2 separate regions of the Homo sapiens genome follow, and region 1 is linked to region 2. A link is a contact called in ENCODE Hi-C data. All regions are on one chromosome and are shown on one strand. The core of a region is the stretch at or near the end of the contact, and the rest is flanking DNA. Distances in the headings are between cores, read along the strand shown. Region 1 holds the start of SRBD1 (S1 RNA binding domain 1). Region 2 holds the start of PREPL (prolyl endopeptidase like).

The links. A loop is a pair of places that touch in the nucleus more often than their neighbours do. Pooled maps may share reads with other maps.
Region 1: a loop to region 2 is called in a pooled map, with 7 times the contacts of the local background. The contact joins the promoter of SRBD1 here to the promoter of PREPL in region 2. A Hi-C loop is called at or near these places in 8 of 50 pooled maps.

What each region holds. Positions count from the first base shown.
Region 1 is chr2:45,609,106-45,614,233 of GRCh38, reverse strand. It overlaps SRBD1 (S1 RNA binding domain 1), which reads left to right and starts at 2,967. Exons shown (of 21, transcript NM_018079.5): 1 at 2,967-3,015. RefSeq lists an enhancer at 3,147-3,316.
Region 2 is chr2:44,358,423-44,363,581 of GRCh38, reverse strand. PREPL (prolyl endopeptidase like) reads left to right here and starts at 2,088. Exons shown (of 14, transcript NM_001171613.2): 1 at 2,088-2,202. It overlaps CAMKMT (calmodulin-lysine N-methyltransferase), which reads right to left and starts at 1,635. Exons shown (of 11, transcript NM_024766.5): 1 at 1,437-1,635. The coding sequence starts at 1,574. RefSeq lists enhancers at 928-1,821, 1,540-2,009, 1,246-2,445, 1,822-2,716.

The sequences.
Region 1 (5,128 bases), core at 1,718-4,217, 1.2 Mb before region 2:
TTTTAAAATGGCAACCCACCTTCTGTGTCAAGAGCTTTAACTTACTTTTCTCATAAGAGAAATTTGTTTGTACTCTAGACATATTATTGGGTCCAGGAGTTAGTGTACTATTTTTAATGAGTACCTATTATATGTCAAGCATTATTAGGCACTGTGTGGGTGGCGGGAGAAGGTGGAGAGGGGAGGAAAATTTGTTTTTACTTTAGACATGTTTTTGGGTCCAGGAGTTAGTCTACTATATTATTGAGTACCTATTATATGTTAAGCATTATTAGGCACTGTGTAGGTGGAGGGAGAAGTTGGAGAGGGGGAGATAAAAAATTACCAAGAGTTAGTTCCTAGATCCAAATATCTATTAGTAGGTGAAACAGTTGCATCTATTAATATATTAAGAATTTTTGTTCTTATGAAACTTAGTTTGAGGCCAATAGAGAGAATAGCTTTGTTATGTTTCAGGTGGTTAGACAGTACTTTATTTAGAGTATTTAGAGATTCGACAGTTCTGGAGCACCTTAAACATTGAGAGTCTCACTGGCCACCATAGTGGAGCGAGAAAAGGTCTTTGCTTTGAGTTTGTGGTACAGCTGGCCATCTGTATCTGCATTCATGGATATGGAACCTGCAGATGTGGTGGGCCAACTTTTTCTATCACTGATTGGTTGAGTATCTGTAAATTTTGCTATCTGTGGGGGGTCCTCAGACCAATCCCCTGTGGATAGACAGCAAATTGTATGTGGATACCTTTCAGAGTACTTGCTTTGGAGTAAAGCAGATTATTGGATTTGAATCTCAGATCTACAATTTATTAGCTGATGTGACCTTAGATGAATTATTTAACTTCTTTATACCTGGTATTCTCATTTATAAAAATGGTTTAATAGCAATATTGCATTGGGGTAATATGTGAATTATATACATAAATACATCTAAAAGCATTAACTTAGTGCCTGGCACAGGTAAGTAATCAATAAAGGTAAGTTATTACTATTATTATTACATTTGCCCTGGGGAGCTAGAACCCATAGGGGAAGGACTTGAAAACAGATAATAACATACAAATGATAATGTATCAGTGAATATCATGGGAAGAGCTATATACTTTGGAGGGATAAAACAACCTCCATCAAATCCAAAACATGTTTTCATTACTCCCAAACCCTATTGCATAGTCTCAGGTGGGTGTCCGGATTATTCCAGGCTTTCAGTCTAAACCCATGAATTTCTTGGAATTCAGCACTTGAGATCCAAAAGTAAACAATAGATTGGGCAATGTCCTAGACAGAAAAGGCAGTTTTTGTGGGAGGGCCTGTTTTATACTTAAGTGATTACAAATTTTCCTTGACAGCGTGTAGTGGGAGTGACTCTCTTATAGAATTCCAAGGGAAATATTCTCTGGACAGTCCTTATTGGCCTTTAGAGTAGGCCACTACCTACATACTTTAATTTTAGAGAACCTGCTTCAGATTTTATTTTCCCCAGATGTCTGATGTCTAAAATCTTAACAGGCTATTTATTTTTGTGATTTTTTTTTTCTTCCCCAGCTGTAAGGCAAAAATCCCTTGTGGGGAGAGGAAAGTCAAGCTTCAATGCTTTGCTGGCCCACTCTTACTCTCCTCCTCACTGTAGTGTGGCTACTACCTGCATACCCAACCCTTGAAGCTAGACTGTTTTGCTTGGGTGTCTGTTTCCTCTGGCTGTATCTGGTTCCTACTCTTGGTCGTAAATTCCTCCAGGGCAGGACTTATGTCAAAAGACTTTGCAGTATATTAGTTCACCTTTACCCTTACTACCTCTGCAATGATTGGAATGTCCCCTTCAAAAATTCAAGTTGAAACTTGTCATTGTAATAGTATGAAGAGGTGGGACCTTTAGGAAATGATTAGGTCATGAATGAGTTAATTCCATTATCACAGGAGGGTTAGTTATTTCGGGAGTCAATTGGGTTCACATGCCTCCCCCACCCCTACCCCAGTATGATGCCCTCCATCATATTTTGACACAACAATAATGCCCTCTGTCTTGGACTTCCCAGCCTTCAGAACTACAAGCCAAACAAATCTCTTTCTTTATAAATCTACCAGTCTATGGTATTTGGTTACAGCAGCAGAAAATTGACCAAGACAACCCCTTACCATAAACCTGAGTAGCAAATGCAACATCAAAAGTAGGTGAATAGTAAGTAGTACATTATTGTTGTTGATTTCTATGATCTGGTTTCTCTTCCCACAATCCTGAACGGTAAGGTGTTCTCTAGTATTTCTTCAGGACCATAAATTGTGAAGGAGACTGTGATTGTAGTAGACAATTCTAGGCCTTCTGGAACCATCACTAAAGGCAACATACGACTGTGCTAATTAAAAGGAAAAAAAAATCCCTAAACAATCTCGGAAACTGATCTTTCCTGGCCAACAATCTCAGATATAGAAGATTAGATTTACTAAATTTAGAAAGAATCCTTTTTTTTTTCCCCCAATCACAAAAATTATCCAGTAAAATCTATGCTCACTTCCGGTAGATCTGCAACAAGGCACGGTCACAGGTCATTTCAATAACTTGCTAGGCTCTTCAGTACTCAGAGTCCCTGGAAATAAGTCATTAGCAGTGGAAAGCTGCTTTTTAGAATTTTCTAAAACAAATCCATGGGGTTTTGATCTGCTAAATTCGAATGTAGACAACAGCAGCCTTATTTCCCTACTTTTATAATCTAATTTATTTGGCTGTATCTGTGGGCTTAAGAGTTTAGTGTTCTTGGTAAATAACACGTAAAAAAAAAGTCATTTTTCATTTCTACGAACCAGCCCCACCCCGGCGCTCCCTCGGGATCCTCGCTCTAGCCCCGCCTCCGTCCAGCCTGGCTCCGCCCCGTTCGGTAGCGCCGCGCCTTGGAGGTCTGTGGCTAACTTGGTCCGGAAGAAGCGAGGCGGACCTTCTGGCGTTTGAAAAACTTCCGGCGGGAACCGGAAGGTGCGGTGGCACTCACGGAATCTCGGGTCTTCTGACGTGCCGGGCGGGAAGGTGAGCTGTGCGTGCGCCTTGGCGGTCGTCTTGCGGGTTCTCAAGAGCCCGGCGTCCGGGCTCCGGGATCTTTGGGGCCATTAAAAAAGTTCTGAGCGCTCATTTGGGCAATAACACCCCTTTTTTAAAAGTGAGAAGTTCATTACATTTTACTGTCAGCGGTCTCTCACAACCGACCACCCGAAAACCCCTCCTAGCTACCTCGTGACACCTCTTTTCAGCCAAATTGCTGCAGCTCTTAGCGCATAACAGACATAGAAAAGCCTGGGCAAGCCTGTTTTTTTTTTTTTTGAGACGGAGTCTCCCTCTGTCGCCCAGGCTGGAGTGTAGTGGAGCGATCTCGGCTCACTGCAAGCTCCGCCTCCCGGATTCACGCCATTCGCCTGCCTCAGCCTCCCGAGTAGCTGGGGCTACAGGCGCCCGTCATCACACCCGGCTAATTTACCTGGATTGTTTTTATACCTAAAATTATCGGAGGTGGGAGAGGAAGCACCCTTTTCACGGTCATGGTGGCCCTGTCTGAATCAACTGCACCTTCTGTAGTGCGCCTGGCATGTAGGAGGCGCTCAGTAACCGGAGGAAAGGAATGAATTGGGAACTCTCTAGGCAACTTTCCTCGAACCCCTCACGTGACATGTCATTAACATATTGTGTGTGGAATGGGAAACGAGACTAGTCTTGGTGTTCCAGGCACTGGGCTATAGTCCTTTGCCACATATCTTTCCCCTTTGAGTAAACTGTTTCACCTCATTGGGTCTCAGATTTCTGAATATAGCGGGACTGTCTGATCTCAGGTTCTTTCAGCTCTAGTATTTTGTTTTTGTGACTTGGGAATCTGCTAACATTCAAGCACTCTGTTGGTCCTTCATGGAAACTTGTTTAGGTGCTTCTTAAGAAATTGTCCTCCTTTGTTTGCCTTCTTGAATTTAAATTTTTTTTTCCAATTTTAATTTAGTATTTGTTAGTGTGCACGTCCTTTTGCCCCTTTGTCCTGATTTGCAGTCGTCCTAGTTTAGTGGCTCTTCCCTTAGTAACATCATAGCAACCTCCAAATTATTGGTTTGGAATATGCTCATGTGCCTACAGTGATTAAGATAGTTTGAAAGGAGGGAAAAATCCCAAGTCACTGAAGAATAGGAATATTCTTATGTGCCATCACTTCTTCAGAAAGAGATGAATGCAATGTGTGGCATTGCCTAAGAGTGGTGGAAAATAAATGTATATTCCTCTGTAGAGACCATATTTGTACATATTATGTTCATTTAATAGTTGTAGGGCATCTGTTAAGTGCTAGGTTCTATGATATGGAAGTGAATAAGGCACATGCATTTCCTTCTTTCATGGTATTTACTCTCTTGACAGCAGTGCAAGCAATAAACAAGTAAAATAAAAATAATTACAGATTGTGTTATAACCTACTGTATACAGGAAGTAAATAGGCTCCTTTTAAAATATAATTGAGAAACCTATTTTAGGCCTGAAATGTTAAGATCTAAGGGATGCAAGGAGCCAGCCAATTGACAAGCAGGGGGAAGAATACTCCAGGCAGAGAGTACCTGAGGTGGGAAAGAATGTTATGACAAGAGCTGAGGAGCTCCAGCAAGTAGTAAAGGTGGTTAGAAAGGTGAGCAGGGCTCAGTCCGACAGGGCCTTTTCAAAGGCCTCATAAAAATGTGGCTTGATTCTAAGTGAAGGATGGGGTGGGAAGTAATTCGTTGTTTCTAAAGCATATTCTAAATGATCTTGAGTTGATAAGTGGAGAATGAGTTGCAGGGGCAAGAGTGGAAGTAGGGAGGGCAGTTAAGAGGCGAGTGTGGTAGTTCAAGTGAGGGAGGTTGAGGACTAAAGGCTCACTGAAGATCGTGGAGATTCAAGACATTTTGGAGGAGGATCTTATGTGACTTACTAATAGTCTGGATATGTGAGATGAAAGAAAAAAAGATTTGTAACATTTTGACTTAGCAAATGGAACTTTGGAGGATGATAATGTGTTCATTTTCTTGATTGTAGTGATATGTATACATATGTCAAAACATCAAATTTGCACACTTTAAACATGTGCAGTGTATTGCATGTCAATTATATGTCAATGAAGCTGTTAAAGAATTTTCTG
Region 2 (5,159 bases), core at 839-3,338:
ATGGAGAAACCCCGTCTCTACTTAAAAAAAAAAAAAATTAGCCAGGCGTGGTGGTGCATGCCTGTAATCCCAGCTACTGGGGAGACTGAGGAAGGAGAATCATTTGAACCCTAGAGGCGGAGGTTGTGGTGAGCGGAGATGGCAGCCATTGCAGTCCAGCCTGGGCAACAAGAGGGAAACTCCATTTCAAAAAAAAAGGAGGGGGGAAGGGGGGTTGAGTCCACTCTCCCCAGCTCACGCCAGATCTCATTTCAGTGGTCACTATTAAAAAAAATTAGATATTTACTTTATTATAGATACTTCCTATGATGATCTGTGAGGACATGCATTTTCTTATCCTGTAATACCATTTGTAACAATAGCAAAACCAGATCATTACTGGTCTGGAAAGACTGTCAATGTATCAGCAAATAAATCTTAATTAACTCTGATGATCTACTTAACTCATAACTCTAAAAGCACTAAAAGACCACTGTATGAAAAGGTGACTCAAGGCAACTGCAAACAAAGTGATCCCCAAAATACTAAAAGCACAATCTCAAGTAAAGTGGCAATAGCTGGGAAACTCTTTTCCAAACACAACTGTCAGAAATGGAAAAATGTCCTCCTGAGTAAAGTTTTCGGCAGAAAACTTCAGGCAGAGGCATAACACTGCTATGCAAAAACAATAACCAGACTTCACTTCAAGAAGTGAGCGAAGAATGTGAGTGATCATAAATCAGAACTTCCGTCAAGCTTGCACGAGTGGAGTTGTAAGTAACAGCAGAAACTTTGAAGTACCAGAAGATACCATCATTCAAAAACGAACACACTTTGACTAGCCCACCTTGGACACGGAGAATCTCGCTGATCACTACAAACTACAAGATAATCATTTAACTTTGAGACCTCAGTGAGAGAGGGTATCAGCTTTTCCTACTCCTTGCACGCTCCGCTGTACGGAAGATGCCGAGGGAACGCATGCCGTGTCTCAGTCCCGGCATAGTCAACCACGCTGGGCAAAAGACGGGGCCAGAGGGTGCAGACGAATATCGGTAACTCGAACCAGGCTGGGAGTTAAGCTAGAAGAAACTGGGGAAGGAGGCAAAACAGAAGCAGGAAAAGAGCAGTGGGGAGCGGCGGGCGCACCAGAGACTGGCGAGAAGGGGAAAAGTCCCCCAGACGCACAAAAATGTCTAGAAGGGGTTCTTCTACTTCGATCTGAGTTTCCCAGGAGCTCAGCCTTGGCTGTCCCGCTCCCCACCCAACCCCACATGATTCCTCCTCTTGGATGGGACGCTTAGGTGAAGCGAGGGGGAGCTTCGCAGGTGGCTCCCGGCAAACTGAGAAGGGTCTCCCAGAGCTGCCAAGAGGAAAGAACTGCGAACAGTCGCTCCCCCGGTACGTGAGAGAGGAGTGACCAGAGGCAAAGGTGAGGCGAGCAGGTTCTCCCTTACCTGCCGCAGGAGCTTCCACCGGGCGGCTCCCAGGGGCGCCGAGACTACGGGCCCCCGAGTGGTGCAGCCAACTGCCGGACTCCCGCCCGCTGCTCGCGCGGTCTCGCCGGTCCCAGCGTCCGCGACTCGCGACTCCATCTCACTGGAGCCTTCCACACCCGGAGGTGCCACCGCCGCAGCTCGTCCCCTGCCAGGACCTGCCAACTTCTTCCCTGTCAGGACCTGTGACGCCCGGCACCCTCCCTCCACCGGACCAGGCATGCGCGCTCTCCCCGAATTCCGCATTTCCGGTACTCGCATCTCCTTGGCAACCAGGGCCGAGCTGTCACGCCATTGCACCATTCTTGCTGGTAGCCATCTTGAGTGAGGGCGGACCAGAGGATGAGAGAGCTGTGGCAGGGCTACTGGAACGCTGTCCCTCATTGTTTTAGCCTTCTGTGCTTCATCTCGAGCTCAGAAGACTAGCGAAGAACGAAAAGTCTTATATATTTCGAGACTAAAGAACCCAGGAACCCAAGAAGACTCCTTGACCACAACAAAGATGGCGAAATCTGCCTGTTGCTCGTGCTAGATTGAGGTTACGTAGATTGGCGTGCTGCAAACCAGCTCTAGGCGGCTCTGGGTAAGTTGTCGTTCTGTGGGCTGCGGAACGCAGACTTCGGCTGGACTTGCCTGCGGTGACACCTGCTCCCCTCTGAGAGCTTCAGGTTCTCCGGCCTGCCTTCACTGGTTTGTGTCCAGAGCCGGACTGATTCTCTCAATTTGCGTATGTATGGGGGGTGTGCTGGTCTCTTTCCTTCTCCCCTTTCTCCCCCCGCCCAGCCACCCACCCCTCAGTCCCCAGGTCCTCGCTTTTTGACTAATGTCCCGGCACTGCGTGCGTGTCACCTGGTCCCTCTCCCTGTTGCATTCAGATCGCCTCATCCCTGGGGTGGAGAGTTGCACGGGGTAAACGAATAGGTTCTCCTGAGAACACCCATTTATCTACCCCACCCCCATCCTAGCCTTGCATACTGTCTTCTTGGGGATGAAAGATGGATGGATAAAGGCTGTGGGAACGTGGTGATGTAGGACCTTTGCAGGTCCTTGTTATTCGGGTCTTTTTTCCCCTTTTTTTACTAGTGTCGGCTAGTAAACTAGTGTTGCTCCCCTACCCCCAATCGCCCATTATTTTGCTGCGACATGGAAAGGGATTAAGGGGGGCGGGGGCGTCGTAGCGCATCTGATCTATGGTAAATTTGACGCAGCATTCTACCTTTGATACCAGGGGGCATTTTGTGGAAGACTTCCATAATGACATTCAGCGGTGTGCAACATACCTAGATTATTCCTGTCGTAAATAATAGCAACTGCCATTTATTGAGTGGTCACTATGTGCCAGGCACTGTATGGTCTTAATGTTAAGCTGTCTCATTTTGTCTTTACAACAACAACCCTAGAAGGTAAATGGTGTCATTTCATTTTTGCAGATGAAGAAACTGAGGCCCGGAGACACAGTTAAGTGTAGGAGCTAAGACCTCAACCCAGGTCTCTCTGACTCTTAACTACTTATTAGCAATCAAGGTTAATAAAAGCTACCTCCTGACAAACCAGAGATGGCCTTACATTTTATTTGTGCATCTTGCAGGGGTTTTTTGTTGTTTTTAATTAAAGCGCTAAATACCTTTTTAACATTAAAAATCCGAAGTTGAGTATGTCCAGTATTTGGAACCGAACCAAATTGGATTTTTTGCTATACAGCTTACTGTACAAGTGACCTGGAACAGTTGCTTAGAACCTCCCACAGCCACAGTTTGGCAACCTGTAAAATGTGCATGGTAATATCTACTTTATTAAGTCCATATAAAATTTAAATTAGACAAACAAGATAAAAGCACCTGGCAGTTAGTTAACACTCAACAATAATTAATCTTCCCTCCCCCACCTTTATTAAATAATTAGGCTTTTCCAGTTTATCTTCCACATATATACCAAAGATACGTTCATAATTATGTAAGACCAAAGGGCTTTTTACCTTTTACAGCCCTGAGTTCCTGAGATACCCCATTAAGTCTGTGTACTTATTTGCAAATTTATATTTTGTTTCTTGTTTTGTTTTTTGTTTTAGTTTAACCCCTATGTGTGCCAGAGTCAGTGCTGCATAGTTTGAGCCTGATAGGATTAACTTTACAAATGAGACATTTAAGTCACATCTGCCAAGAATTATGATTTGAATGAAACTTTAACTTACACAGGTTTTTAGATTTAGTTAGCCTAAGTTATCAGCTGTCTGAAGTTATTCATAACCTAAGTGGGGCATGGCCCTGAAAAGGAGGGATGAGAACTGCTGATCTTAGTTACTCTGAGAACCCACTACTCTGTAATCATACCTATAAAATCATTCGTGTGCTGGCAGCCCCAAAAGGAGCATAAACCAGGGACTTTGATATCATGCAGCAGAAGACCAAATTATTTCTCCAAGCTTTGAAGTATAGTATTCCTCACCTTGGAAAATGCATGCAGAAACAGCATTTGAATCACTATAACTTCGCTGATCATTGTTACAATAGAATAAAATTGAAAAAATATCACCTAACCAAGTGTCTTCAGAATAAACCCAAGATATCAGAGTTAGCAAGAAACATCCCAAGTCGGAGCTTCTCATGTAAGGTATGGACTGTTTAAGTTAACCTATTTGTAGGTCATTAAGATTAATTTTAATTTAAAAATAAAGAATGGGTAGAATATCAGAGCTACTAATTTTCTCAGTAATTCTAACTTGATTTTTCTAATTTTCAAGTCTCAATTGTCTCTAGTCAAAAGTAAGTATAAAAGAGTATATACATCGAGGCAGGCAGATCACCTGAGGTCAGGAGTTCGAGACCAGCCTGGCCAACATGGTAAAACCCTGTCTCTACTAAAAATACAAAAGTTAGCTAGGCGTCATGGCACCCACCTGTAATCCCAGCTACTTGGGAGGCTGAGGCAGAGAATCTCTTGAACCCAGGAGGCAGAGGTTGCGGTGAGCTGAGATCGCACCACAGCACTCCAGCCTGGGTGACAGGGAGACTCTGTCTGAAAAAAAAAAAAAAAAAAAAAGTGTATACATATATTTATAGGGCTCTAATGTAATATATAAAAATGTAGGTTTATAAAAAATGATTCACCTCAGGACTTCCTTAGTATGCCTGCCAGTGCATTTCAAAGTATAATTCGGCCTTCTAAATTTCCTAGAACACTAAATTATAGCTCTTAATAAAATCTAATGATACGCTAATTGTTTTATGAATCACAAATCAGTAAACTTCAGTAAAGGCCATGAATTGTATTTTATTTCTCTGTAAAAAAATGAAAAATAATCTTGCGTTTTTGACCACTTGAGTCATTCAGGAAGACACTGTCAGAGTATTGTACTTCTGCCAGACCCCAAGCTGTGGGCGTGAACTCAACCTTAAGGACCTGATTGCCCTTATATAGAGAGTAACCACATAACCACTTTTGCCTGGCACAGCTCCAGCCTACACCTGTTGTCCCTGTGTAATTATTAATAGTGTCCCCTTTCCTCTCAAAAGTGTCCTGGTTAGAATGGTAAATTATATGGTCATCCTACAGTAAGTAGGATTAAATGATCTATTTGTGCTGCTGCTGCTTTGACATCCCTCTCCTACCTTTTACTTCTTATGTTCCTTAGGTTCCTTAATGATATTTGGGGGTGGTATTCTTGCAATAGTTTCACAAATTTAT